Linked DNA regions of Mus musculus: regions 2, 3, 4 and 5 are each linked to region 1. Evidence: chromatin loops called from intact Hi-C (ENCODE). Cell type or tissue: left cerebral cortex. All regions are shown on one strand. Links, peaks and the distances in the headings refer to the core of each region. The heading gives the core; the rest is flanking DNA.

Region 1 (5,729 bases), core at 1-5,000:
AACATAAATAACAACCAAAAAGGAAAAGATTCAAAATCGGGGTAGTGAGATGATGCCTCGGTGGATGGAGGCTCACCCTACCAAGCCTGATGACCACATGATCCCACCACACAGCCCTCACTAGCAGGTCTTTAGCCACTTAACTTCAGGGACTCGGTGTGTGATTTAAAGATCACATCGTATTAGCCAGTGGTTGGCCAGGCCCTAAATGTGATGGGGATGGTACACGTATAAATACGTGTAGGTTTTAACAACTCAGAACAGCTAGGCATGGTGGTATGCATCGTTAGTCCCAGCAGTCAGTCTGAAGGCAAAGGCAGGTGGATTTCTGTGAGTTCAAGGCCAGCCAGGTCTGTACAGGAAGCCCCAAGACAACCACGGCTACATGGTAAGACCTTGACTCAAAAAACAAAAACAAAGAGTCTAAGTGAAAAGAGAGTAAAAAAAAAAGTGTGGATCTGGGAAGATGAAGTTACATCTTCCCAGAAGCAAAAAGTGTTGATGGGATAAAATAAAAAGTGTTCATGGAACGCAGAAGACAGACAGACAGACAGACAGACAGACAGACAGACAGACAGACAGACACAGTCTTCCTGACCTCTACTCTTCCTCATCCTCCTCAGCCCATCTTCCCTCTCGCTGTCTACTGCACACACCAGTGTGGTCAACTCTGATGCTTGCCTGTGCTGGACCTCAGGAAGCACTTAGGGCCTGGCCAACCACTAACTAATACAATGTTATGTTCAAATCACACACTGAGTCGCTGACGTTAAGTGGCTAATTCCGAACTGCTGGTGGGGGCTGCAGAGATGCCACAGGTGAGAATACACAGAGCTCTTGCAAAGGACAGAATTTGGTTCCTCACACCCACTCTGGTGGCTCACAATTGCCTAAAAGTCTAGCTCCAAGGGATCACACACACTCTCCTGGACTCTGAGAGCATCTGCACTCATGTACACATGCCATAAACACACACACACACACAACTTTGAAACAAATCTAAAAACAAAACAAAACTTAGAAGTAATACATCTGGCAGTAATACCACATCTGGCTGTCTGTGCAGTTTCAAACTAAGCCAAAAAAACTATATTCTCTAAATTTTTCAGAGCGGTGGCAGAGGCAGATGGCTCAATGTGTAAAAAGCACAAAGCCGGGTGTGGTGAGGTGGACCTGTGATCCCTGCACTCCTATGGTGAGACAGAACACTCGAAGCTCCCTAGCCAGCCTGCCTGAATATACAACACAGAAACAAGCGTCAAGAGAGATCTCACCTACTAGGTGGAAGGTAAGGACTAAGACCCAAAGCTGTTCTCGGAAGCCTATACATGTGCCGTGGGTCCGTGCATCCTCACATACCAGCACATACACATTCTCTCAGTACATACATGTACACACAAAATACTTACTTGCCCTCTCATACAAATTAGCAACAGAAAAGCACGAAGAGATGTTAAGTACACGAATAATGATTAAGGGATGTTCAGCAAGCCCTGCCACACACCAGCTTCCAGTGAGAACACAAGCCCGTTTTAAACCTTTAAAGGCATCTTGTTTCTCTTCTCCATGCTGCAGGCATTTACACTGCACTGTAGTTACTTATTTATGTTAAGTCTAAAATGGACAGAAAATAGACAGAAAAGTGTTTTGCTATTTTCATTACTTAACATATAGTTGTGCTTGATAAATACTTGCTGAAGAAAGTATGACACAATATTATGTTTTTAAGACAAACACTCCTTGAGGCTTTGAGTCAGTACCATACAAAGTACGTGGGAACTTAATAACTTCTATAGTAACTACTAGTTTTCAAAGCGCGTCTTTGCCCAACCCGTTGGTCTAGACTAAACCTCAAGCTCTGCAAAGATTAACAGCCCTGTCAGGGGTGGGAATGAGGGTTGTCTGTCCGAGTACGTGATGCTTCCAAATAGAAAAATTAAAACTCAAGAGGGAGCCGGGCAGTGGTGGCACAAGCCTTTAATCCCAGCACTTGGAAGGCAGAGGCAGGCGGATTTCTGAGTTCGAGGCCAGCCTGGTCTACAGAGTGAGTTCCAGGACAGCCCGGGCTACACAGAGAAATCCTGTCTCGAAAAATCAAAACAAAACAAAAATCTCAACAGGGAGGAGAAACTTGGTAGGAGCCTATAGCTCAGGCTTTAGGTCATACTGGCTTTTTTCACTCGATTGACAGCTCATGTAATCCTCAAAGCACCCCATGAGAAAACACACGGAGGGTCTTCGGGCCTCCAAATCAGAAAGCCGGCCTCCTGAGGTCGGTCGGTACAGGCAACTTGAGGCGGACGCCCGGCTGCGTCCATCCAGCGGACCGATGTCTCCGGCCCCGCCGCCCCACCCCATCCCGCCCAGCCAACCCCGCCGCATACGTGCTTGGATGAGAGTGCAGTGACGCCACGGATGAGGCCGCCCAGCCTGGAGAAGAAGGGTGCTCTGGAGGCCGCAGGTCCTCCCAGCTGGTTCTGCAGGAAGAGCCCCGGCAGTGCGGTCAGCGTCCTCTCCACCATGTCGCTCATCGCTGCCTCCCTACGAGGCTACTTCGCGCTGACTCTCCCGGCCTCCGTAGTCACTTCCGGCGTTTTGAATAAGAAATCTTTATTCGCGCCGGAGCAGGACGAGCAGGATGAAGTTCCGGGAAACACCGCCTGGGGGCGCACGAGTCTAGGAGGAGAGAGGAGTTCTCTGGAGACATGAAGTTCATGATCATTCTATTAGCGGTGAAATGTGTGTGCATGATCTTGTATTTTCTCGAACTTCCCAAGGTTAATGAATTCGTGCCATTCCCCTGTCCCAGCCTCCAAGTGCTGGGATTACAAACCTGACCTACCATCTTTATAGTGTTCTTAACACCTGTAGGAGCTCTTATCTCTGAAACTTTGTCTGTGATAAGTGAAATTTTTTTCTTAAATCTTGAAGTTGTTCTTGTACCTACACCTCAACAAAAGAAAAAGTTTGCCTGACAGAATAGTTATGCAAAGATAAAGTTTAGGGCTGGTGAGATGGCTCAGTGGGTAAGAGCACTGTCTGCTCTTCCAAAGGTCCTGAGTTCAAATTCCAGCAACCACACGGTGGCTCACAACCATCCATAATGAGATCTGACGCCCTCTTCTGTTGCGTGTCTGAAGACAGCAACAGGGTACTTATTTATAATAATAAATAAATCTTTTTTTAAAAAAGTTTAATTTATTGAAAAATCTCAATATTTAAATTATTTAAAACAGATTTTCTTTAGAATTTAATATTTTATGCCTACGTAAAGTTTTGTTTACTGTGTGTGTGTGTATGTGTGTGTGTGTTTTTTTAACTTTAGGCCCTTTCACTAGTTTAAATTAGAAAACTTACTTTCCAGCCATGTAGTGGTTGTTGCCTGAAATCCCAGCCCTTGAGACTGGAAGGAGGAGCAAGAAAATTCAAGGGCATCACCGGCTCCATATCAAGTTCAAAACAAACCTGAGTTATATGAAACCCTGTCTTAACTTTCCCCATCCCCCAATTTTTTTCTTCCACCTAAAAAATATGCTGGGGAAAGCTGATACATTTCTGACTCGGGTGAAAGGAACGCGGCTACACTGCCAAAAAGTAAAGTGAAACTTTCCTTCCCCTGGCCTGGGTGATGTTCACTATCCCCCTTAGTCCGTCTTATCCAATAGAGCTTTTTCAAATTGTGCTGTGGTGCCAGTAAAACAGGGTCATTGTTTGGACCAAAGTTTAAAGGAAGAAAAATTACACATTTGAAACAGAGACATGGTAGGCTATATAAAAAGCAAAACTCTGTTGTTCCTGCTTTTCAAGCAGCACTAAAACTTCTTTTTTTTATTTATTTTTTTTTCTATTTTTTATTAGGTATTTAGCTCATTTACATTTCCAATGCTATACCAAAAGTCCCCCATATCCACCCACCCCCGCACTAAAACTTCTTACACAGCTTTCATTAGCATACTGAATTGGCTAGAAAATTATGCAACAGCTTAAAAGGCTCAAAAATGCCAAACCTGTAGGTCGTGGCCATAGAACAGCTTTAGAAACCACAAGGAGGTGGTCAGTGACCTGAGAGGGAGCCAATAGGCAAGGTGATTCCTTGGTACTGCGGAAGCGGGGTCTAGACAGCTTAAAAGAATTCAATTTAGAGCTGTATGAGGTGGCATACACTTTAATCCCAGCACTCAAAAGGCAGAAGCAGGTGGATCTCTGAGTTCTAAGCCAGCCAGGGCTATACAGAGAAACGCTGTCTCCAAACGTCAAAAGCCAAAAATAAATAAATAAATAATTCGGCCTAGGACTTCAGCCAGGCATAGTGGCACAAACAGGCCTTTAATCACAGTGCTGGGAGGCAGAAGCAGGTGGATCTCTGTGAGTTCGAGGGCATCTAGGTCTACATAGTCAGTTAAGAGCCGCCCAAGGCTGTCTGGAGATTTTGTCCCAAAACAAAACAAAAACCACTACAAAAAGTTCCATTGTTATACACAAGTGGGCGCCAGCGGAACGGCCATTGGCCCTAACTCAGACTTCCCAGCTCTTGGCTCTATAACTCATGTACATTGAATTTCAGGTCCAGGTTCTTTAACAACAAAGAAAAAAAAACCAAAACAACAACAACAAAACAGAAATCTCAAAGTCCCTTTTGTTTTACTTTTCTTTCTTGAGAGGAGGAAATTTACTTGGAGGAATATCAGCTTGCTCTGAAATCTGAAAGTGTATTGGGGAGAGCCAAATTGGGCTCTCCAGGGGAGAGGCAGCGGCTGCAGCCAAAAGAAATGGCTTTTAGGCATTAGATGGCTCAGAGTTAGGAGCAGGTGCAGCTGTGGCAGAGGACCGGGGTTCAATTCTCAGCAAAGGCAACTCACACCACCTGTAACTTCAGTTTTAGGGGATTCAACAACCTCTTCTGTCTCTGAAGACATCTGCACACCTGGGGTGAACATGCATACACATAGGCACACACATAAAAACATAAAAATAAAATAAATAAATCGTGTACAGAGAAGAAAGGGAGAGCTGAAAGAAGTGGTTCCATTTGCCTGCCCCAGGGTGAGACACGCTGTTCATCTCCTCTCCCGCTGTGAGCAAGTCACACGTCACACAGAACTTTGCCTGTATTTTGTTTTCTCTGCTTTGACTCCTAACCTGGAGGCTGTGTCCACAGTGTTCCCCACTCCCCCGTGCAACCCGAATCAGCCTGGCATTCGCTGGAAGAGTTCTGTGTTCACTGGATAAATCCCTCTACAGCAGATTCTTTGTGGTGAAAATCTCTATTTAGCTATAAGTCTTCCGTGTCTCAGCTTATATTGTCTAAGTAGTTTAAACCACGGTCTGTGAGACGAAACGATGTTCTGTTCCACGCTGCGTATTTAGACAGTCCAGTTGAACTACCTGTAAAGAGATTTAATCTACAATTGTTTTTGCTTTTCCCCAAGCAGCTTAAGAAAGAAACAGAATTAAAAAAAAAAAAAAAAAAAAAGAAGAAACAAAACAACAACCAAAAAACCTAGGGCACTCTATGCTCTTTGAGCATCTTCCTATGCGCACCCATCTTAGCAGCTCAGCGCCCAGGATGTCTTTGTAAGGACTTTTCCTAACCATCTACAAGATCCAGGATGAGGAAAAGAAAAAAGCTCCATTTAGAATGCCCAGTGCGGAGTGGGACAGAAAGAGGCCAGGGCTCAGCCGGGAATCAAGCTAAGCTAACAGGAGTAAAGTAACCCTGGAAGTTCTGT
Region 2 (5,887 bases), core at 295-5,294, 130 kb after region 1:
GACACACCTGTGAGAGATTCTCTCCCTGGTTTGAAGAGGGTGAATCCACTTCCAGTCTGGACCTTTGATGTAGGAAAGCATTTGGTCATTTTGTTTGTTTGCTTGTTTTTTTTTTTTTTTTTTTACTTTTCAGGACAGGGTTTCTCTGTGTAGCTCTGGCTGTCCTGTAACTTGCTCTGTAGACTTTAAACTCATAGATCACCTGCCTCTGCCTCCCAAGTGCTGGGATTAAAGGCGTTCCCCACAACTGCTTGGCTCTTTTCTCTTTTTAAGATTTATTTATTTATTTTATGTATATGAGTACACTGTAGCTGTACATATGATTGTGAGCCATCATGTGGTTGCTGGGAATTGAACTCAAGACCTCTGGAAGAGCACAGTGCTCTTAACCTCTGAGCCCCATCTCTTTAACCCATAGCTTTTCCTTTTTAACCAGAATTATAAAGTTAACAAGAAATAAAGTACTTTCATTTTGTTATATTTTGATTTTCTTTTTTGTCCTGTCTTCTAGATTATAAAGATAGTCAAGTCACAAAATGTATAAACCCAGTTGAAATTTCAAAGATAAATAGTTATTGAATGATCACATGTTAATCAAGATCCCTGGAATATTCATCAGATACTGTTACAACATGTATATTAAGACATTTTTTTATTTTTATTTTTTGAGACATAGTCTATGTGGTTTTGGCTGGCCTGGAACTTGCTATGTTGACCAGATTGGCCTTGAACTCACAGAGATCAGCATGCCTCAACCTCCCAAGTGCTAGGATTAAAGACATGTACCACCATGGCCAGCACTTGAAGCACTTAAAAACACTGCTCCTCCTAGGCCTACAAGGTGGGGAATGCCTGAAGATGATTTATAAGCACCACAAAACTTGTAAGAGAAAGAGTGAGTGGCTGGATTAGTTTGTTGAAGAGGCTTGGCTCAGTGAACTGTGGGTCATATTGCTTGGGAGATAATAACTATGCAGCATGGAAGAAGCTAAACCAAACCAAGGTACGTGCACATTGTAGGAAACTTCAGCTAGTCCATCCACAGTCCATCTATAGACACAGAGCAGGCTAGTGCAGTTGGCTCGCCCTATACCTAGGTTCTAGGTTGACTCAACCAACCAAAGAAGGAAAATAATTGGAAATAAAATTATACTGAACATTTTATTAATCTAAAGAAATACACATTTGTATTTTGTTAGGTTTTGCATCTATTGATTTAATGTATACTTAAAGATGTATATCTAAGGCAGGAGGATTACAGTAAATTTGAGATTAGCCAGAGTTAAAAGAGGAAAGATAGAGGCAGAACAGCCCTTCAGGCAGAGGAGCCTTTAAAATTGTAAGAAAAAATGTCTCTAGGTCTCTGTAGGGAATTGGTTCCAAGACTCTCCATACCCATAATATACATACAGAAAGATGATGTGCCAAAAGCAGGTTTGGTTTTGTGTTTTTAAGATGGTGTCATTCTAATCCTCGATAGCCTGGAATTTACTGCAGTCCTCTTGCCTTAGCCTTCGGAGTGCTGGGATTACAGGCATGTGCCACTACTCCTGATCTAAAAAAAAACAAAAAACAAAAAACTTTCAGGATGGCAAAAGCCGGCAATCCCAGCAGTGTGGGGTTAAAGGCAGAATCCATAGTTCAAGGTCATTTTAGGCCAGGCGCCTGGGCTACAAAGGAACTCAAATAACACTAAATGTCTGAAATTCCAGTTCTGGAGGATCTAGCACGGTCTTCTGAGGACACTGCACACATATGGTACACAGACATACATGAGGCAAAACACACATACACCTAAAATAAGTCACTAATAATAGCAGTGTTGATAAAAAAAAAAAAACGGATTGCACCCTTGATGGGAAAGGATAACGTGCGGGAAGAGATCGCTAATAACCAACGTAGACAGATGCGATAGCAAAAGAAACAGACAAGCGTGCGCGGCCGGGAGCTAAGTTTTGGCGAAGCCGGGGAATCTGGTCATTAAAGCGGAACAAGTTCTCGTGGACAGAGGCAGGGGAAGCCGAAGCCAGCAACACCAGGGAAAGCAGCAGCTCGGCGTTTCCCGGCCGGCGGAGCTTAGGGGCAGGCCGCAGTAAGCGCGCCCTTCACGTGACACGCCCTCCGCGCGACGCACTCGACGGCCCCGTCACGTGGCTGCCGCGGCCCCGTCTCCGGCGGAGGCGGGCGCGGGCGCGTCCCTGTGGCCAGTCACCCGGCGGAGCTGGTCGCACAATTATGAAAGACTCGACTTCTGCTGCTAGCGCTGGAGCTGAGTTAGTTCTGAGAAGGTTTCCCGGGGCTGTCCTTGTTCGGTGGCCCGTGCCACCGCCTCCGGAGACGCTTTCCGATAGATGGCTGCAGGCCGCGGAGGTGGAGGAGGAGCCGCTGCCCTTCCGGAGTCCGCCCCGTGAGGAGAATGGTACGGAGCCGGGCCTGGCGCGGGCGGGCCTCGCGGGAGCCTGGGCGGCGCTCCGGGGAGCTCCGTGACCCTCCGGGCGCCACCGCTCGCAGCGGAGCCGTCACGGAAAGGGAGGGAGGGCTGGGGTGGTGTGGCAAGGAGAAGGGCGCGGGTTCCGAGCTGTGACTTGGTGGCTGTGCCGCAGACGCTCTACAGGTACATTTTCTACTATTATTTTGTTTAATAGAACGGGAGCGATTTTGACGGTGTAGACTGCGATGTGGTTCGGGGTTTTGTTTAGCAGGCGACAGGGAAGGGACAATTCCTGGGAGGCTGAGACCGTGCGTTGCCAGGTCTGCGTCGAACTACCTCATCTGTTGTCCCAGACAGTTTGAAGCCAATGTGCAGACTGGAGGGAGTCGGTGTGTTGCAGCGTTGGCTAGAGCTTTTGTTGTTAAGGCCAGGAACCGGATTTGGAGAGTTCTTACAAAGAAAGCCATTTAGATCTAGGATCTGAGCAGGAAAGGCATTCCTGCTCAGTAGTTTAACTTGATAGGCTTTATGCAAACTGGTGTTTCTTTGCCGAAGTCAGACAGGTTTAGTTTTCTGCCTTTTCTTTATTTTTGAGACAAGGTCTCGCTTGTGACCCTGGCTGGCTTGGAACTCACTGTGTAGACAGACCAGGTTGGCCTTAAACTCAGAGATCCGCTTACCTCTACCTCCCAAGATTAAAGACGTGCGCCACCATGTCGGGCTAGGGCTAGGTTTAGAAGTGTCTTACTTATAAAGTACATGTGAATAAATACTGCATTTCTCACTTTCGTTTGTAAAGTTATTGAAGACTACTTTTTTTTTTAAAGATTTATTTATTTATTATATGTAAGTACACTGCAGCTAGCTGTTTTAAGACACTCCAGAAGAGGGAGTCAGATCTTGTTAGGGATGGTTGTGAGCCACCATGTGGTTGCTGGGATTTGAACTCGGGACTTTCAGAAAAAAACAGTCAGTGCTCTTAACCGCCGAGCCATCTCTCCAGCCGCTGAAGACTCCTTTTATTTGAGACTGGATTACACACAGCCTAGGCTGGCCTCAAATCCTGAGTCTATCATTGAGTTCCTTATCCTCTTGCGTCCATCTCCTGAGCTCTGGAATCACAGGTGTCTGTCGCCTGGCTTTTCCTAGTTTCTGAAAGGAAAGTTAAAGTGCCTCTGTCTCCGCTAAATCATTTCATTTAAATACTTGTGGCTTTGATTTAAGGGACTCTACTGGAGGGTGAGTTGAATCCAAGTGCCTTGAAAGCCGTTAAGCACAGAGTATTCAGTGATATATCTAGTTTTTCATTTTAGATGGTAAACAGCATACATTTGAACATACTGGTTACATATTTTTTAAAACGTTTTCATTAACAGATGAAAGATCCCCCCCCCCCAAAAAAAAACAATAGCTTTAGTTTTGTAAGTAATTCACCGTATATGGCACATAGTATTGTTTGGACATGCATAAACTTGTTGATTCTGTAAGGAGAACAGTCTAACTTTAGAATTAAGAGTGTTAATTTTATTTTTTTTCCCTGCTTAATTCCTGATAAATAGTGAGTTGAGTGGTTTACATTACACTATGCATCTGAGTTATAGTAACACCTTAGGATAGCTTAAAATGTGTTTCTTAAATTTGTTTGTGTTTTGCTTTTCTTCCCTCTTTCTTCATCCTCCTTCCTCATCGTCTTTTTTTTTTTCTTTTTTTCAAGACAAGGCTAGCTTCTAACTCAGAGATCCGCCTCCTGAGTGCTGGAATTAAAGGCTTGCACCACCATGCCTGGCTAAAACGTGGACTCATTATTCAATAATTCAATTCAGTTTCCTCACCTTTTAGGTCAGTCTGTCCAAAAATTCATTTAGGAATAATGGGTCTATACTGTATAATTCTTACTGTAAGTTGTTATTTTTGTGAGTCTATTACAGGCCAGGGAGATAGTTCCTTGGGTAAAGGTGGAAAAGAAAGTGATTAAGATGTCAAAAATCAAAGGATTATGCCAGGCATGGTAGTTCACACTTTTAATCCCAGCACCAGAGGCAAGCAGATCTCTGAGTTTAGTCCTGCCTTGAAAAAGCAAAATAAATAGGTAACTTTTGTGGACTAGTATTTCTAGTGTTGTTTATAACCAGCTGTAAAATGAAACCATGTTGTAATTGGTCATTACCTAAAATGTGCAGGTATAATGGTTGAAGGCATTACTTAAAATATAAACTGAAAAAAATGCTTATTACTGGGCACATAGCTCACTGGCTGATTGATTGCGTACCTAGTATGTGTTATGCTTTGGTTCAGTTTTTAATATTGGGGATGGGTGAGTAAAAGTTTTGAAGTGGTCTATCCAAGTAAGAACTTGCAAAACTGAAGTTAGAATGTTCTAGTCAGAGGTATTGTGACAAACTACCTTTTATATTTTTGTCCAGTATTTGAACACTAGATTATATACTTTCACCTTTAAAAAAAAAGATTGACCAGTGGATTTGTTTCGCCTTAATTGTAAAATTTTTCTTAATTCATTCACACAATACTTAAATGATTTTTCTATTGATAATGATAGAATCTTGCTTTCTTTTTAGGAACTTTCAACATTGAGTATGCTGCACATGTGTTTTGTTTTCTCTTTTAAAAGTGTTTTAAGTTTGATATCTGAAAGTAAACTTCAGAGTAGTTAAGATTAGGTTAGAATATAAACATCATGAGGATTTGAACTCCCCATTTATGTGAGTATATCAACATTTAGATGAATATCACTTTTTAAAAAATTTATTAGTGCAGGTGCCTGCAAAGGCTGAGCTAGAGTCCCCTGAAATTGGAGTTATAGGCAGTTGTGAACTGTCTGGTTGGGAATCAATTTTTGATCTTCTGGAAGGACAGTGTGTGTTCTTTACTGCTGAGCCATCCCTCCAGTACCAGGGGTTACTTGTTTTTTAAATGGGATATCACTGAATAAATATGTAGCCTGGAACTTGCTGTGTAGATCAGACTGGCTTCGAACTCACAGATACTCATCTGCCTCCTGATTGCTGGTACTAAAAGGGTGCAGAACCACACCTGGCTCAGTGTCAGCTTTAAATGGTATTTTGCAATTATTAAACTAGTTCTAATGGCTCATGTATACAAGTGAATTGGAGAACGGAACCTTTCTGTTTATTTTCAAAAGATAAAAAGATAATCTAATTTGAAGTAGATTAGTATTCTGGTTTGGTTCAGTTTGGATTTAGAAGATGGTTCTCCATCTATACGTCATGATTTTGGGTAGTATGCTCAGTTCTCTGAGGATTTAGATTTTTATTTTGCCCTGTTTTCTGAGACAGGGATTCTTTGTGTAGTCCTGGCTGGCCTGGAACTAGCTCTGTAGTCCAGGCTGGCCTAGAACTCAGAAAGCAGTCTGCTTCTGCCTCCCAAATGGTGAGCTTAAAGGCATGCGCTACCATCTCCCAGCTTTAGAATTTTTAG
Region 3 (5,887 bases), core at 480-5,479, 410 kb after region 1:
ATAGGGCAGGAGGAGAATGTCTTATTAACTGGGAGACCTACTTTCTGCCGCCCAAGCCTTGGGAGAATCACCCTCCCTTGGATTTTAAAAAGTGAGGATGCTGACAAAGGTGGGCTCTGAGGGGACATTGTGGGGCATGTGAGTGAGACATGGAGAATTTTGACAGGGCAGGTGGTGAAAACAGGCCCAGAGGAAAGGAGTTATAGGGGAGAATCATAACCAGGTTAGAAATGGGGCATGGGCATATAAAGGCCAGGAGAACAGTTAGTATGCTTTTCCCGGACAAGGCCTGGACTTGCACATGAAGAACTTCTTAGGGATCAAGTGGGGACGTAGCTCCATTGGTACACTGTTTACTCCCCATGCACAAAGCCACTGTTTGACCCCCTAGTATTGCTTAACCTTCTCCTGGCAGCGCTTGCAGGTAGTTCCACAGTGGGGGGTGGAGGCAGAAGGATCAATGGTACCAGGTCGTCCTTGGCTACATTGTAACTTTGAGCCAGTCTAGGATCCATGAGAGAGAGCCTTTCTCAAAGAAAAGAAAAAGTTCATGAGGCGGTGGTAAGAGTTTGAAATTGACTGGAGAGAGAGAGAGAGTGGAGCAGATAGAGGAGCAGATAGAGGTTGGTTCAAATGGCACCGCCTCTTCATGGTCAAGGAAGACACCTGAAGCTCTGTCTTCTTTTAAAACGAAATATCAAGTGGGAGTTCCAGCCCATAAAAAAAAAATCACTTAGTGGGGCAGGAGAGATGACTCAGCAGTTAAGAGCACTGACTGCTCTTCCAGAGGTCCTGAGTTCAATTCCCAGCAACCACATGGTGGCTCACCACCATCTGTAATGGGATCTGATGCCCTCTTCTGGCATGTAGGTGTACATGCAGTCAGAGCACTCACATACATTAAATAAATCTTTAAAAATTAATTCACTTAGCAGAGAGTGTATGTGAGTCTCAGACTGGAATCTCTAGCCCTATCATGTGCTGTGTCTGTCACTTACTCCCCCCTCCCCACGCCCCCAGGTCTCATTTGTTGTTCTTGCTAGTCTGGAGCTCAAGGCTCCCCTCTCGAGTGCTGGCATTAAAGACTTAAATATCATCATTCCTGGCAACCTTGAACTTCCTCTGATCCTCCTACTGAAACCTCCCCATGTCTAACTTTATTCAGTTGTTGATTGAAGTCAGCATTTTGTGCAAGGTAGGCTAGTGGATTGCCAGTTGAGCCACAGCCCTGTCCTATATTCAAGCATTCTATGTAAATGTAAAACTCAAGAGAACCACAGGAAAATTTAAAAGTTCATAAAAACTTTATAAAAGATCAATATGCTATGAAATCTTTATTTTTTAAAAGATTTATTTATTTATTTTATGTATATGAGTACACTGTAGCTGTCTTAGACACACCAGAAGAAGGAACCAGATTCAATTACAAATGGTTGTGAGCCACCATGTGGTTGCTGGGAATTGAACTCAGGACCTCTGGAAGAGCAGTTGGTGCTCTTAACTGTCAGATGGTGGTTGCTGAGCCATCACTCCAGTTTTTTTTTTTTTTTTTTTTTTGGTTTTTCGAGACAGGGTTTCTCTGTGTAGCCCTGACTGTCCTGGAACTCACTCTGTAGACCAGGCTGGCCTCGAACTCAGAAATCCGCCTGCCTCTGCCTCCCAAGTGCTAGGATTAAAGGCGTGCGCCACCACCGCCCAGCTGATATTTTCTTTATTTCAGTCTGAAATCTTTAATTTTTCCATGATAAATATACAGGCCATATTTTAAAAACCTGTGTTTTAGTGTACAATGTAATGTGACATTGCCTATATTGAATAAGTGAGTATTGCTCTTCCCAGAACATTTCACCATTCCAAGGAGAAACCCTGAACCTATTAACCGTGGCGCAGGTGGTAGTGCTACCTAGAATACAGGCTCCCCGTGAGCCACGGAGTGCGATGAGCTCCATGAGGTGAGGCAGTTATGGCTCCGGCTGCACAGCCTCCTCTGCTTCCCTGTGGGCGCTGAGTTGGGCCCTTGCTGGCTCCCTTTGCCGATGCGGAAGCTGAGGAGTCAGAACAGGAGACTGAGTGCTGAGTTATAAAGCACTCGTCTTTTGAGTTCTGGAGCTAAGTTGAAAGAGGATTTTGAGACACAAGGTCTCTGGGTGGGTGTGAGGTGACAGAGACGAGACAGAAGTAGAGGTTTGTCAGCTTGAATATGAGCGAGATCAAATAGGGAAGACAGGCAGGCAGAAGGCACACAGGTCTCAGAATTTGTCCGTGTCTCTGGTCTAAAGTTGTTGAACAGTATCAAAGATGCAATTTGGTTTTGGCCTGTTAACCACAGTGTTCTTTATGTTTACAATTCCAGGGCACAGAAATGGCTAAATACTTTGAATCTCTGGTCAGAAGCGACCCTTCCTTCGAAATTCCTGCTAAGAGGCACCTTGGTTTGGTGGTTTTCCGTCTGAAGGTACTGTGCTCTTGCATGGCTCCCGGAGAAGGATGCTTCTACTCCAGAGTTGAGGGGGTACTGAGTCTTTCAGACCAGTAAATGCTGGGCTTCATGGAGCCCTTACAAGCAGTGTAATGTAGGATCCAATTATTTTTGTTCTTCTTATAGGGTCCTAATTGTCTCACAGAAAGTGTGTTAAAGGAAATAGCCAAAGCTGGCCAGCTCTTTCTCATCCCGGCTACTATCCAAGACAAGCTGATCATCCGTTTCACTGTGACATCCCAGTTTACCACCAAGGAGGACATCCTGAGAGATTGGCACCTCATCCAAGAGGCTGCTAACCTTGTCCTGAGCCAGCACTGCACTTCCCAGCCGAGCCCTCGGGCCAAGAACGTCATCCCGCCACCGCCAGGGACCAGAGGGCTATCCCTGGAGTCAGTCAGCGAGGGAGGAGATGACCCAGCACAGGCCCGGAAGATCATCAAGCAGCCAGGAGCCAGTCTGGCGAGAAGGGAAGGCGGCTCTGATCTGGAAACGATGCCGGATCCCTTTGATGATTGCTTCTCGGAAGAGGCCCCCAACACCACCAAGCACAAGCTGTCGTCCTTTCTGTTCAGTTACTTGTCCGTCCAGAACAGGAGGAAGACAACGCGGTCCCTCAGCTGCAACAGTGTGCCTATGAGTGCCCAGAAGTCACTCCCCGCAGACGCTTCACTGAAGAATGGGGGCTCCTTCCGGGCCAGAATCTTTTCCGGGTTCCCAGAACAAATGATGATGATGAAGAAAGGTGCCTTCAAAAAGCTGATCAAGTTCTACAGCGTCCCCAGCTTTCCTGAATGCAGTTCTCAGTGTGCTCGCCAGCTACCGTGCTGCCCCCTGGAGGCCATGGTGTAGAGTCCTCAATCAGAATGCAAGAGTGCCTGTGCTTCAGGGAGTTGGGGAACCCCTCGAAATTGCGTGCAGTTTGTGTGCTTATTATGTGTGTGTGCATCTTGAGGGAAGCAAGCCCATTATTTTGATCATAACCTCACAGGGTCTTCGTGATCCACAACAGATTGTAACTGGGAAGTTTAAGCGGGCATGCTCCAGAGGTTGCAGGCGCTTGTGTGATAGAAGGGGCTGAGACGGTGGCGTGCTGTTGAGCTTGTAATGTGAAAAACAACTTAGAAATAAATTGTGCTTATATCTAAAATAAAGCATAGTCTGTGTTAATTGACAGCCAAAACACAAAACATTGATGACAAAGCAGGTACTGTGTCAGAGGTGCAATCCTGTGTCCCGTCTTGCTTTTCAGAAGGCTGAAGATTAAACACAAACAAACAAACAAACAAACAAACAAACATGACACTGTAGCTGTCTTCAGACACACCAGAAGAGGGCATCTGATCCCAATTACAAATGGTTGTGAGCCACCATGTGGTTGCTGGGAATTGAACTCAGGACCTCTGGAAGAGTGGTTAGTGCACTTAATTGCTGAGCCATCTCTCCAGCCCCTGGAAATTTTAATTCCAAGAAAGTAGAATTGAAGGATCCCTTGGTAGCAAGCAAGGAAAGCAGCTTGCTGTTTGAGACAGGGGCTTACTATAGCCCAGGCTGGCCTGGAACTCACTCTGTAGACCAGGCTGGCCTCAGACTCCCAAGTGCTGGAATTAAAGGCATGGGCCTCCAAGCAGACACCAGCAGTCTGTATTGTTAAAGTATCAATTCTCAAGTAACTCTGTGGCTTCCACTGTGCTCATGGAAAGCTTTATGAGGGAGGCAGAAGTGCTGTCATTTATAAACTGCCTACTCAGGCATCTTAAAAAAACAAAACAGCAACAAGGCTCAGTGATTCCAGTGTGGGGCTGGATACACACTTTCAATGTAGAAGACAAGAGTTTAATTCCCAGTACCCATGTCAGGAGGTCTACAACCGCTTATAACCCAAGCTCCAGGGGACCAAATGCCCCTGGCTTCCTCTGACACATGAACTTACATACTCAGAAACAGACACAGACAGACAGATAATTAAAAATGAAATAAATCTTAAAAGAAGACTGACTCCTGACTTCCTTTCCCAGAAATACTGGGCTGGTTGTTATGGGGGTGGCCTTGGGCTTTTGGGGGGGGGTGTTAGGTACTCCAGGTGATGCTAATATACAGCAATTTGGAAGACCACTGAAAACTCACTAGATTCTAAAAGGGTTAACATGCCCCCAGGTGATTTCAAGGCACAGGCAATTGCGCTATGCTGAGCCAGCCCTTCTCAGATTTGAGCCTGTGTATGACCCAGTGGGAGGGCTTATGAAAACTCACATTGCTGAGCCCACCCCACGGCGTTTGAATCTGGGTCTGGTGGGGGGGTGGGGGTGGGTCAGGGCTTTATGTTAAGAAGCTCCCAGGTGGGCCGGGCGGGGGTGGCGCACGCCTTTAATCCCAGCACTCGGGAGGCAGAGGCAGGCGGATTTCTGAGTTCGAGGCCAGCCTGGTCTACAGAGTGAGTTCCAGGACAGCCAGGGCTACACAGAGAAACCCTGTCTGGAAAACAAAAAAACAAAAAAACAAAAAATAAAAAAAAACCAAACCAAATCAACCAACCAACCAACCAAAACAAAAACAAAAGATGCTCCCAGGTGATGCTGCTGCTGCCTGTCCAAAACCACCGGTCTGTGGTGTTCTGTCCAGTTCTCTCAGTGGCTGCTAAGTAAAGTCAGTGAGCTGTGTAATTTCCCTCCTCAGCTTCCCATCCCTCCTTTTCCTCCCCTCCTTCAGGTGCCCCCTCCACCTCCTCTCTCCCCCAGGTCCACTAGGTTTGAAGAGGCAGCCCAGTAGGAGGAAAGGGTCCCGAGGGCAGTGAAAGTCAGAGGCAGCCCCTTGCTCCTGTTGTTGAGAGTCCCAGAAGAACACCGAGTTACACACGATAGCATACCTGCAGAGGATCTAGCTCAGACCCATGTAGGCTCTGTGATTATTGATTCAGGTTCTGTGAGCCCCGTCATGTTCTCCGTGATGTCCTCTGCCTCTCTGGCTCCTACAGTCCTCCCTATCTTCCAAGGGCTCCCTGGCTCTGCCTAGTGTTTGGCTGTGGGTCTCTGCATCTGCTCCAGTCAGCTGCCAAGGAAGCCTCTCCGATGATGGCTGGGCTAGGAGAGCCGTGTGCCTTTTTAACAGAGAAGTTTGACAAGGTACTTGAAGGGGTTGCTTTCAGTTTTTCTGTAGCGAACTACACATGCATATATCTGAGAGAAAAACATAAAAACAAGGTATGTCTTGATGCTGGGCTTTTCTTGGGTCTGTACTTTGAGGCCCTTACATGTAAGAGCTGAGCCTCAGAGTGAGCGAACCCAGTTTGGAGGATGCGAATTATGCTGAGTCAGCACAAATATGACCGGACCACAGAACCATCAGTAGGAATCAGAATCTGGATTTCTATGCAATGTGAGGCTTTGTGTGTGTGTGTGTGTGTGTGTG
Region 4 (5,887 bases), core at 515-5,514, 180 kb after region 1:
GTTGGGAATTGAACTCAAGACATCTGGTAGAGCAGTCAGTGCTCTTAACCACCAAGATATCTCTCCAGTCCTTTCTTCTTGTTTCTTAAATCCAGTATTGTTGACCTTCTGGTATTTCTTTTGGTGTGCTGTTTTTTCATTTTTCTTGTAAAGATTTAATATTTTTATTTCATATTTCATGTCAGTACTACTGAGGAGGGTAAACATTTCATGGTTTTCTTTGGATCCAGTGTAAATTTAATTGAGCTCTGCTGTGAAGAATACTAAACAACGCCAAGGTTTATAATTTCTTTAAAAACTATATATTAATCAATTTTTACTGCATTTTTATTCCTGGTGTCTTTTTATTTCTACTTGGTCATTTCTGATTGACTTTACTACCACTGTTTTTTGTTTGTTCTTCGAGACAGGGTTTCTCTGTGTAGCCCTGGCTTTCCTAGAACTCACTCTGTAGACCAGGCTGACCCTGAACTCAGAAATCTGCCTGCCTCTGCCTCCCGAGTGCTGGGATTAAAGGAGTGTGCCACCATTGCCAGCTCTACCACTGTTAAGCATTTTAATTTTCTTATCTATATCTTTTAAATCTCTTTCCTTGATCAAATGTTTTTAGAATAACATACTTTAATGTCTTTCTGAAGTTTAGAAACCTTTGTGTCTGTACCATATTGCTTGAGTGAGGTAGATAATTTGATTATTTTAAAATTCTGAGACAGAGTCTCACTATATAGACATGGCTTGCCTACAACTCTCAGTGTAGATCAAGCCTGCCTAGAACTCAAAAGTTGAGTTGGGCTGCTTCTGCCTCTATAGAGTGCTGGGATTAACGGCACGTGTCACTATGCTGGATGAATGGTAGCCACATTTATACCCCACCTGTTTTCCTCACTCCATCTTTTTATTCAGTACCTCAACCTCAGAAACTGTTATGTTCTCAGTATATTTTCTCCTATTTTCTAAACACACAAGCTTTTTAGAAAAACACTGATTACTTGATTATGCTGGCCTGCCTTTTTTTAATCTAGCCTTCATTTATTGAAATTTTATTCTGTGATGATACTGCTATTTTGGTTTTATTTGTTAATACTATCTAGTATAATCATCCTGATCCTTATATGTGTCCTGTCTCATGTTAACTAATGTAAAAATTAAAAGGATTGCTTACTGTTGATATGAAGTTTTATCTCTGAAATAGAAATCAAATATAAAACAATAAAAACAAAACTTGATCCTTTTAGCGGAGAAGTTCAAGAGGTTCTTTTTAAGTCCCATAATTAACAAAAAGGGAGGTTGTTTATTTTAGACTAAATTTAATAGTTTCCTCATGTTTTTCCCTAAAGAAACAAGGTCCAACCAATCCAATGTTGTTCCATCTCATTCGGGATGTCAAGCAGGTAAGAGACTGTCTTTTTATAGTAAAACCTTATCTTTTAGTCTTTTTGTACATTATTTTTGCTTCCAAAGCACCTAAGTGCATTTTAAAAGTGTCCTTAGAAACAATAGCTTTTTGTACAAGGTAAAATAAGAATTATTTTTGTCACAAGAGCTTTGGGGCTGGAGAGATGGCTCAGGTGAAAGACAGAACCCAGATTCTATTCCCAGCACCCACTGAGAGCTAATAACAGTCTGTTACTCTAGTTTCCCAGGATCTGGTGCCCTCTTCTGGCTTCTGGGTACCAAGCACATGTGTGGTCCACAGACACACATGCACATGAAATAACCATACACATAAATTAAGCAAAAGCTTATGGTTAAAGAAAAAAACAGCTTATGAAATTAATACCAATTTCCTGAGCCTCTAGTCATAGCAGATAGAACATGATACATTTTGTGATATTAACTGGTCCAGAAAGGAATATCAGTGATTGAATATGTCTTCTTTCTCTTATCAGAAATATTTTCCTAGACAATTGTCTAACTGTAAAGGAGAGTGAGTGAGTGATGCATGAAAGCATTGCTCTTCAGTGCTGAAGAAAGGCTGAAATGTGCTGCCCTTCCTTAGCAATAGTCACAGTGGCGTCTGCAGTACCTGAATAGATAAATGAAGCATGACACCTCTTTTCTCCTCTTGGTGTACTGTGAATTGCTTATTTTAACCATTTCTTAACCAATTTTAGAGTCTTTTAAATTACTGCTGTCAAATACAACTTTTTTTCTTTTTGTTTGTGAGATCCACCTGCCTGATTCCCAAGTCCCAAGCACAACCACACCAGGCAGTAATTCAAATATTTGAAGATTTCTAAAACCAAAATACTTTGTCTTGTTTTATTTTGATTTGAGACAAGGTCTTACTCTCTACCTCTGGCTGTCCTGGAAATCATACAGCTCTGCCTGCTTCTGCCTCCTGAGTGCTGGGGCTAAAGGCTATGCCACTTTGTCTGGCTTAAAGTACTTTCAAAAATTTATTTTGTAAAAACTTTTATGTATTACTGTGAGTATACTATTAATAAGCTTATCCCTACCCTTTTTTTGAGACAGTGTTTCTTTACGTAGACCTTGCTATCCTGGATCTCACTATGTAGACTAGGATGGCTTTGAAATCTCAGAAATATGTCTGCTTTTCCCTTATGATTGCTAGGATTCTAGGGGTATGCCACTGCCACCTGGCAATAAACCAAGCCTAATAAACTTTACATTTTTGTGGCTTTTGATTTTTTTATTTTTTATTTTTGTAATACAGAACAAACTTAAGAAGTGGGTAGCTTATGATTTAGAGAGTTGAGAGTTATGAACTTAAACATTTAAAACCAACATTTAGGAAAATGATATTGATGTGAAGGCAGAATTAGTTATTAATAAGTAGCATTCGGCCAGGAAGTGGTAGCTCATGCCTTTAATCCCATCACTTGGGAGGCAGAGGCAGGCGGATTTCTGAGTTCGAGGCCAGCCTGGTCTACAAAGTGAGTTCCAGGACAGCCAGGGATATACAGAGAAACCCTGTCTCGGGGAAATAAGGGGGGAGGGGGGATTAAATAAATAAATAGCATTCAACTGGTAGATTTTAATATTTAATGAAAAATTTTAAATTCTGTAGTGTGTACACTACATTTCATAAATGACTTATATTCTAAAAGTTCGCTTTATGTTAATTTATCCTACAAAAATAAAATTGCAAGTGATAGTTAAATCCTGGACAAGGATATAAAAATTTGTGCAATATGTAGTATAGCTATGAGAATGTCTGTTTAAAAAGAGAATGTCTGTTTAAAAAGTGAATGTTTCTGGGCTAGTCTAGAAACATAATACATCTTTGTAGAAAATGCAGTTTGTGAGATAATATATTTAGCTTTAATAGTTTATAGCCTCTGTGTGTGGAATCTTGGAAGATAATAATCATATCTAAGACCTCAAAAAATGTCATCTCCTCATGAATCTTCTCTCTCTCTCTCTTTTTTAAAAAAATTCATATATATGAGCACACTAGCTATCTTCAGACGCACCAGAAGAGGGCATCTGATCCCATTACAGGTGGTTGTGAGCTACTATGTGGTTGATGGGATTTGAACTCAGGACTTCCAGAAGAGCAGTCAGCCTCTTAACCACTGAGCCATCTCTCCAGCTCCCTTCTTATCTCATATACGGAGAGAGAAACAATCATTCATTCCTTTTGTAAAGATAACTGTTGGCAACACAACTTTCTATAGCAAATAAATTCTTCCTAATTTGGCAGATTATGTCTATTTCTAGGCATGGCAAAGTAATAATGAGTAATATTATTCTGTCTGTGTATTATTTTGTTTCCAGGGTAATCTCCCCCCGGGGTACAAGATCACTTTAATTGATATAGGACTTGTGATTGAGTATCTCATGGGAGGAACCTACAGATGCACATACACACGAAAACGTTTTCGATTGATATATAATAGTCTTGGTGGAAATAACCGGGTATGTATAATTTTGGTGGTTAAATGTTAAGAATCAGTTACAGGAGCTGAGTTTGATGGGGCATCCTTATAATCTCTATATTTGAGAGGCAGGCGGTGGTGCAGGAGAATGGCTGAGTTTGAGGCCAGCCGGGTTTACATAGTGAGTTACAGGTTAGCCAGAACTGCTGGTAAAACCCTGTTTCAAACCAAAATAAAATTAAGGGTATAGAAGTATTTCCAAGGTAGAATGATTCCCTAGTTTGTGTTGGTCAGTCTTTAAATTAGATGCCCAGCATCAACTGGTCTTCAGAGTGAGTTCCAGGACAGCCAAGGCTACACAGAGAGACCCTGTCTCAAAAAAAAAAAAAAAAAACCAAAACAAAAAAAAAACCCAGAAACAAGATAAAACAAAAAGAATAGTGACAGTGATATTGTCTTCAAATGTGAGATTTTAGGAGGACCTCTGAGTTCAATGCTAGCCTGGTCCACAAGCCTTCTAGACCAGTGAGGGCTACATAAACTCACTCACGCTCACACACCCCTACCTAATCTTTAAAGTAATTAAAAGCATTTTGAATTGTAGCATGTACGTACATGTAATTCCAGTTCCTTTGGTGGCTCAGCTAGGTCAGTATCTTGAGAATGTCAGTTTAATTACAACCAGGCTTGGCAACATAGAGATCCATCACAGATAGAAGGAAAAACCACAGCTAGAGACTAGATAGGTGCAGTCATCATGATACATATGTAATCATTGGCCTTGGTGGCAGAAGCAAGTTCAAGGCCAGCTTGGGCTACAAGTAAGATGATACTTCAAAAGAAAAAGAAAAAAATAGTAGTCATTTTTACACATTGACAAATATTTACAAAGATTTATGAATTACCCTGAAATTTTTTTATAACATTTCAGCATATTTTAACTTTAAAAAAAATAATAAGCTCTCATTTTCAGAGGTCAGGTCGAAATACCTCCAGCAGCACCCCTCAGTTGCGAAAGAGTCATGAAACTTTTGGCAATAGAGCTGATAAAAAGGAAAAAATGAGACACAATCATTTCATTAAAACAGCCCAACCCTACAGACCAAAGGTACGTTTTTATTTTGTTTTTTTTTAAAAAAAAAAGGTTTATTTTGCTTATTAAAGATGGAAATATTATCTTTTCTAAAAGTTTTATTTTGATTTTTTACTAATTAGTATTACTATGTGAAAACTTTGATTTAGTGAGAATTGATCATTTGTTTGTTTGTTTGTTTATTTGTTTGTTTGTTTTATAAGACAGGATTTCTTGGTGAAGCCCTGGGTGTCCTAGAACTCTATAGATTAAGCTGGCCAAGTGCTCAAAAGATTTGCCTGCTCCCCCCCTTACCCCACCCCCCAAAAAAAAGAATTCTGCCACCACACCTGGCTTGAGAATTATCATTTAGTTTGGGATATTTTTATATCTTTAATGCTTCATTTTTCCATAAAGAAAGATAATCATAAATTAATGATTCTATCAATGTTGTCCAGTTATAGCCATGATAATAACCAGATTCAAAATTTTTTGACTAGTTTTATTCTGTATAAAAAACAAAAGTATTATCTAAACTTTAAATTTGCATTTTATCAGATACTAGTTCACATATTATGGCTATAACTCAAATTTTTGTTGAAAAGGCATTTTATAAAATGAGTAAATTATAATAAAAAGTAATGTTTTTGAAATTTACTTTATCCTGCATTTTAAAGTTAATAGAGGATATTTTTATTAAGAAATTTATTAATTAATTGTCATAAGGCCTTGTTATTACTGTTACCACTGGTGTAAGATGCTGGAGGTGAGATCCCAGCCTCTTCACGTACTAAGCACCCTGTGCTGGGCAGTCAGTGTCTCCAGCCCTCATATGGCCCTACTGTGAGTCTTACAGTATTTGTTTCCTTTGAAGATGGATGCATCTATGGAAGAAGGAAAGAAGAAAAGAACCAAAGATGAAATTGTAGATATAGATGATCCAGAGACCAAGCGCTTTCCTTATCCTCTTAAT
Region 5 (5,887 bases), core at 448-5,447, 200 kb before region 1:
TTACCCCACTACTTAGAAAGCTGAGTTGACAAAGCTCCAAGACTTGCATGAGCTATAGCGTAAGTTTAAGTCCAGCTCAGACAACTTTGTGAGGCCCTTTCTCAAAATAAAAATGTTTTTAGTCTCTTTAAATACTGCTCTATAACTCAGTGCTAGAGCATTCACCATGCACAAGACAGTAAGTTCAACCCCAGAACAACAAACAAACAAAAATAAAATACTCAGAAGGGCAATGGTGGTGCATGCCTTAATTCCACCACCTGGGAGGCAGAGGCAGGCGGGTCTCTGAATTCAAGGCCAGCCTGGTCTACTGATCAAGTTCCAGGACAGCCAGGGTTACACAAGGAAACCCTACCTTAAAAGACAAACAAAACACTCAAATACTCTTGTCATTACAATGTTATCTATGTATCAAATTTTAAAAACAACCCAAATACCCATCAAAAGGAAGTCTGGAAGGCAGGCACAGTGGTCCATGCCATAATTCCAGCATTCAAGAGGAAGGATGAGGAAGACATCAAAAGTTTGAAGCCTGCCTGGACAACAACAAAACTCCAAACCCCAAAAGCTGAGAACGATGACACTAGCTCAGTGGTGGAGCACTGGCCTAGCATGCCTGAAGCTGGGTTCAATCCACAGTAGCCACCACCCAGAAAAACCAACCACGGCTCAGTGAGTGTCTTAGTAAGAGGAAGTCCTTCACTTAGAAGCAAGCTGGCCTACACTAAAACAAACTGTACTTACATTAGCAGAGAGGGTGCAGCGCACAACAGCTTCGTCCCCTTCCATGTCATCATCAGAAGCTTCTTCTCGGACTTCCCCATACACATCTTCATCACCTTCCTATGGAGACAATGTTACCTGTAATACAATCTCAACACAGATGTAGAACTGGCCCTGTGTCATACAGGTCCTGCTTTCTATCACTCTAAGTAAGCTCCATACTTAGAACAACGGCTTTGGGGTAAAGCCAATAGTGTATCAACCATATTCCAGGAATATCAATGGAATGACCATTTGGAATGGGTTTATTAGATGTATCTATCCTCTTTTCTGCTTCTCACCTTAGCTGCAAATATCAAACACTGGGATCATATGCTCCTTCTGAAACACAGATAATATCAAACTAAGACTACTGGCTAATGGAGGAGCTATGAAGACGAATACACAGGAAAGTAGATTGTGAGCCAGAAATGTAGACATCATGCTTAGTTTGCATAATCTCAACTGTGGACTGTGGACTTAAACATCATGTTCAATAATTAACATCTGTTAAATAAATTGCTACGAGCAAGGAAATCTGTATCAGGTTGTTCCTAATTAAAACTACAAATTAACAGCTGGGCAGTGATGGCACATGCCTTTAATTCCAGCACTCAGGAGGCAGAGGCAGGTGGAACTCAGTAAGTTTGAGGCCAGCCCTGATCTAATGAGCTAGTCCAGGACTGCCAAGGCTACACAAAAGAAAACCCTGTCTGGAAAAAAAAAGAAAGAAAAAAAGAAAGGAAGGAAAGAAAGGAAGAGAAAAGAAAAACTCTACCAATTAACTATTCTGTAGGAAGTAGCATTTTGTTTTACTAAAACAGAAACCGAGGCAAAATGACCTGCCTAAGATACAGGCTCAAACTCAAGATTCCTTGGCTCTCAGTTCAGTGCTCACCCTGACTCCAGTAACATCTTATCTTCCAGGACATTTCAGGACTGGTACTTTCTTTTTCAGAACACAAACTCACTCACTGAAAACTCTAAAGTAACCAACTTTAAAAATGACAGGCTGGAGAGATGGCTCAGCTGTTAAAAGAACTGACGGCTCCTTTGAAGGTCCCGAGTTCAAATCCCAGCAACCACACAGTGGCTCACAACCATCCATAATGAGATCTGATGCCCTCTTCTGGTGTGTCTGAAGACAGCTACAGTGTACTTATTTACAATAATAAATAAATCTTTGAGCAGGAGAGAGCAAAGGTCCTAAATTCAATTCCCAGCAACCACACAAAGGCTCACAACCATCTGTACAGCTACAGTGTTCTCATACATAAAATAAATAAATCTGAAAAAAAAATGACTTAAGAGACATGTAGAGAATTTCACTATGTAGCCTAGCTGGCCTCAACCTCTTGACTGTTGGGAATGTAGGCACTGTGTTACCATTCCTGGTTCAACTTTCCTTTTTCAATTGTCCCACTATTCATATTTAGTTATAATCTAGAAGTGGCAAGCTTTAACCCCAGGAGCTGCTACAACAGCTAAATAGCCAAGTACAATTACATCCATACTCTTAGGTGAATATGCATTCTTAAACTAGCAATTAGCCCACAACTCGAAAGCCGTGAATTACTATACTATGGTTAAAACACTCCAGCAGGACACAACGTCACTGAAGATGTGCTTTATCTTTTTTCTTTATTGATTAAATGGGTTCTGACAATTTCATGCACGCACACAATGCATACCAAGCTCTCTCTCTCTTTTTTTTTAAAGATTTATTTATTTATTATATTTAAGTACACTGTAGCTGTCTTCAGACACTCCAGAAGAGGGCATCACATTTAGTTACAGATGGTTGTGAGCCACCATGTGGTTGCTGGGATTTGAACTCTGGACCTTCGGAAGAGCAGTCGGCGCTCTTAACCACAGAGCCATCTCGCCAGCCCCCATACCAAGCTCTCTTACTGCAGCTCCCCACACCTCACGGAGCCTCCTCTTCCCTACACATCTGTTTCTCACACTCATGCCTCCTTGTGTTATTTGTGACCCACTGAATTTAACCATCAGAGACCAGAAGGCTTAGAAGTGGTTACAGGACTGAAGATAATGACCCCCTTTCCATAATCTATCAATAACCAATAGTTAGGTAGCAGGGAGAAGACTCCTCCCCAATCTCTGACTGGGTGTTGACAGGGCCAGTCTTGGACAGGCCCACAGTAAGTAAGTGCAGCTGCTTGAGTTCATGATTGCAATAACTGCACTGTGCCCACAGGATGGCATTTCTCAGTCCTCCTTCCTACTTTCATTGGTCTATCTGGTTTATTATAAACTGTCAGTGTACACCTACTAGTTTAGATTAGCTTCTAAAAGAACCTAACGTGAACCACAATAACTTCTTAAGCAGAATGACACAAAATTTGTAAGTATACCACAAAACACTGTAAAACGCATTTAGCTAGGAATTTCAGTTTATGAGAAGAGCTCCCACTACCTTGGTAACATCACACAACAGAAGGGATCCATTTAAAGCCACTCACCTCCTCATCAGACTCAAACTGCACGTTCACACCATAAGTCTCATCAATGTTGTCATCTGAGGAGATGTGGGATTACAAAGAGAGGGCAGTGGTTAGTGTGGAGACACTCAAGCCCATTTCCTCAGCTGCCTGGCTTGCTTACTCTCAGGCCAGAACACACAGACTTAACCAACACGAAAACAAGCACCAAGGCCTCTCAAGCCTGCCAACCTGGATTCTACCCTGCTCTGCTTCTTCAGCTCCTAAGCCCTCCCTGCTCTCTCTCACTGTCTACACAATAGGTCTCAATTTAAAAATGGCTGCCAGGGTGGCAGAGATAGTTCAGCTACTAAAGGATAAGGCTCACAACCAAACATCAAGAGATAACTCTCCACTTTATTCTTCTTAGGTGGGTTTTGCTTAGGAACCCTGCAGCTGGAACTTGCTATGCAAACCAGGCTGACTTGTTGGGATAAGCCTGTGCCAAAAGGCCTGCAGATCACCATTCTCTTTAAGCAACACAACATAAGCTATGGAAACAATGCTATTCTAAAATTTTAACAAAGATGCTGAGTATTCAACAGAAAGGCCAACAACCACAAAACATGGTCTGGACACAAAGAGCTCAGGTACCCATATTCTGTATCTCCTTGTCGCCACCGTAGTCTGTGATCTTCTTGCCCAGGTTTACCAGCACATGGTATCTGGTATCATCTGTCTGACCCAGCAGCAGGTCAATCTCCCGTCTTCTCTCCTTGTCTCGAAGCTTTTCATTCTTCAGCACAGCCAGGACTTCATCAGCTGCTCCACAAAGAATATCTCGAGGCTGAGAATACAAACAACGTACAACAATAATATGTAGAAGGGCACTGACCAGCTTTGTGACAATATAAAGTAAAGAAGCATGCATCTTCAAAACTACACAAGCTGGAGATGTGGCTCACAAGTTAGGACTGCGTTGCTTTTGCTCTTGGGTTCAATTCACAGCACCCACATGATGGCTCAAAAGAAAAATCACAACTCAAATTCCAGGAGATCTGAAACCTCTTTTGCTAAGGGTACTGGGGCTATATGGTGTATATACATACAAAGCAAACAAGAAAATATGCAGCATCCTGGGCTTTGAACACTCGTTAACAGGACACAGTGGCACAAGTCTGCAATCCTAGCACATGGGAAGCAGCAACAAAACCAAAGTTCAAGGTCATGCTTAAATACATAGTGAGTATGATGTCAGCTTGAGCTGCAGGAGACCTCATCTCACACCAACAAACAAAAGCAACCTTCAAGCCTAGAGGGAGCTGTTGAGGACTTAACACAGTGTTGCCTCATGTGCTTAAAACTAGTGAGCTCCTGGAGACAGCCCGAGCGCTTGGGCGTGGGGGCATAGGTGGTCTTCAGAAGCAGAAGACAACTTGCACAACAGCTTGCCACATGTCTCTAGGTGAAAGAGGCACTCAGCAGCCTGCCTCTGACCTGGAACATGTTCACTACTTCTCTGCTCGAATGGTACTGCCCTCCCCATCCTACTGGGAAAATCCAGAGGTAAGACTGGCTCACCTGATCTCCCAGCGCAGCCTGGATGAAGCTGAGCAGCACCTCGTAGGTCTCTCGGGTCTCCTTCGTCTTAGGCTTGTAGATGATGCCCACCATCTCATCAATGCCCTCAGACAGCAGCGTGTAGCCTTTCATCTTGTTCATGTCATGCCGGTCCTCATCACGTTTTCTCCTCCTAAAGGACATACAACATGATGCTGAATGGAAGAACTGGCCATTCCTAAGCCAAGCTTACCCTTTCTATACGTCTAATATGTGAAGGCAGGAACATGAATCAAAATGATTAACTCCTACCAGACCTTAGTGATTTGAAGAAGCACTTCTTTATGGGACAGATTTATAGAAAGAAAATGTGCCATCTTCTGATATGCTGTTACAATGAGATACAGTCTCCATTATCTTAAAATGTACATCTTTTTATATCCATATGAGATTTTATAATATGATTTAGACTTTTTTTTTAACCTTAGATGCATCCATCACTTTTTAGGAGTGAGAGAAACTAGGCTCCAGTGGAATTTACTCTTAATGACTCCCAATAAACAACTAGAAAAGACGTCAGACTCTGAAAACTGAAGGACCAAGGAACAATAATTAAGCTCTTCTAAAACATAAGCACTCAAATCAAACAGGGCCTGGGGATTGTTAAGACTCCATAGTAAGAGAGAGGAGAGGGCTGGAGAGATGGCCCAGCGGTTAAGAGCACTAACTGTTCTTCCAGAGGTCCTGAGCTCAACTCTTAGCAAACACGTGGTAGCTCACAACCATCTGTAATGGGATTCGATGACCTCTTCTGAGGTGCCTTCTTCATGTCTGAAGGCAGCTACAGTCTGAAGATGAGCTATAGTGTACTCATATACATAAAATAAATATTTTTTAAAAGGGGAGAGAGAGAGGGACGGAGGGGAAAGAAAACACAATTTTCCGGGAGGTGGTGGCACAGGACTTTTAATTCCAATCCCAGTGCTCAGGAAACAGAGGCTGGTGGATCTCTGAGTTTAAGGCCAGCCTGGTCTACAGAGCAAGATACTCTGTTCTGAAGAAAGAAAAGAAGAGAAAAGAAAAGAGAAGAAGAGAAAAGAAAAGCAAGGCAGGCAAAATAAAGT

What was found. A loop is a pair of places that touch in the nucleus more often than their neighbours do. Peaks named below come from ENCODE experiments on the same cell type or tissue, not always from the same donor. Only the 100,000 strongest peaks of a DNase experiment are listed, where the experiment ranks them.
Region 2: a loop joins it to region 1, with 2.8 times the contacts of the local background. A loop is called at or near these places in 2 of 42 quality-filtered maps.
Region 3: a loop joins it to region 1, with 4 times the contacts of the local background. A loop is called at or near these places in 26 of 42 quality-filtered maps.
Region 4: it touches region 1 in a loop (2.4-fold over the local background); 14 of 42 quality-filtered maps call a loop at or near these places.
Region 5: it touches region 1 in a loop (2.5-fold over the local background); 5 of 42 quality-filtered maps call a loop at or near these places.

Annotation. Positions count from the first base shown.
Region 1 is chr2:127,005,556-127,011,284 of GRCm38, reverse strand. Ap4e1 (adaptor-related protein complex AP-4, epsilon 1) reads right to left here and starts at 2,574. Exons shown (of 21, transcript NM_175550.3): 1 at 2,385-2,574. The coding sequence starts at 2,531. In left cerebral cortex, for the core only: CTCF peaks have their summits at 2,653 and 4,482; DNase peaks (open chromatin) are centred at 2,038, 2,617 and 4,468; H3K4me3 peaks cover 1,949 bases; H3K27ac peaks cover 614 bases.
Region 2 is chr2:126,872,506-126,878,392 of GRCm38, reverse strand. It overlaps Trpm7 (transient receptor potential cation channel, subfamily M, member 7), which reads left to right and starts at 2,132. Exons shown (of 39, transcript NM_021450.2): 1 at 2,132-2,419. The coding sequence starts at 2,417. In left cerebral cortex, for the core only: a CTCF peak has its summit at 3,311 (motif pointing right); DNase peaks (open chromatin) are centred at 2,128, 2,729, 3,121 and 3,306; H3K4me3 peaks cover 2,469 bases; H3K27ac peaks cover 1,963 bases.
Region 3 is chr2:126,591,405-126,597,291 of GRCm38, reverse strand. Hdc (histidine decarboxylase) reads left to right here. Exons shown (of 12, transcript NM_008230.6): 11 at 2,354-2,455; 12 at 2,606-3,633. The coding sequence ends at 3,331. Among named protein-coding and RNA genes, the nearest start is that of Hdc, 24 kb to the left of the region's middle. In left cerebral cortex, for the core only: CTCF peaks have their summits at 850 (motif pointing left) and 3,310 (motif pointing left); a DNase peak (open chromatin) is centred at 3,306; H3K4me3 peaks cover 438 bases.
Region 4 is chr2:126,829,192-126,835,078 of GRCm38, reverse strand. It overlaps Trpm7 (transient receptor potential cation channel, subfamily M, member 7), which reads left to right. Exons shown (of 39, transcript NM_021450.2): 13 at 1,338-1,391; 14 at 3,742-3,882; 15 at 4,816-4,950; 16 at 5,789-5,887. Among named protein-coding and RNA genes, the nearest start is that of Trpm7, 44 kb to the left of the region's middle. In left cerebral cortex, for the core only: CTCF peaks have their summits at 1,667 (motif pointing left) and 3,459 (motif pointing right); no DNase peak of the experiment used is centred there.
Region 5 is chr2:127,209,763-127,215,649 of GRCm38, reverse strand. It overlaps Snrnp200 (small nuclear ribonucleoprotein 200 (U5)), which reads right to left. Exons shown (of 45, transcript NM_177214.5): 3 at 4,785-4,956; 4 at 3,858-4,050; 5 at 3,246-3,301; 6 at 745-843. Among named protein-coding and RNA genes, the nearest start is that of Snrnp200, 4.3 kb to the right of the region's middle. In left cerebral cortex, for the core only: no CTCF peak of the experiment used is centred there; no DNase peak of the experiment used is centred there.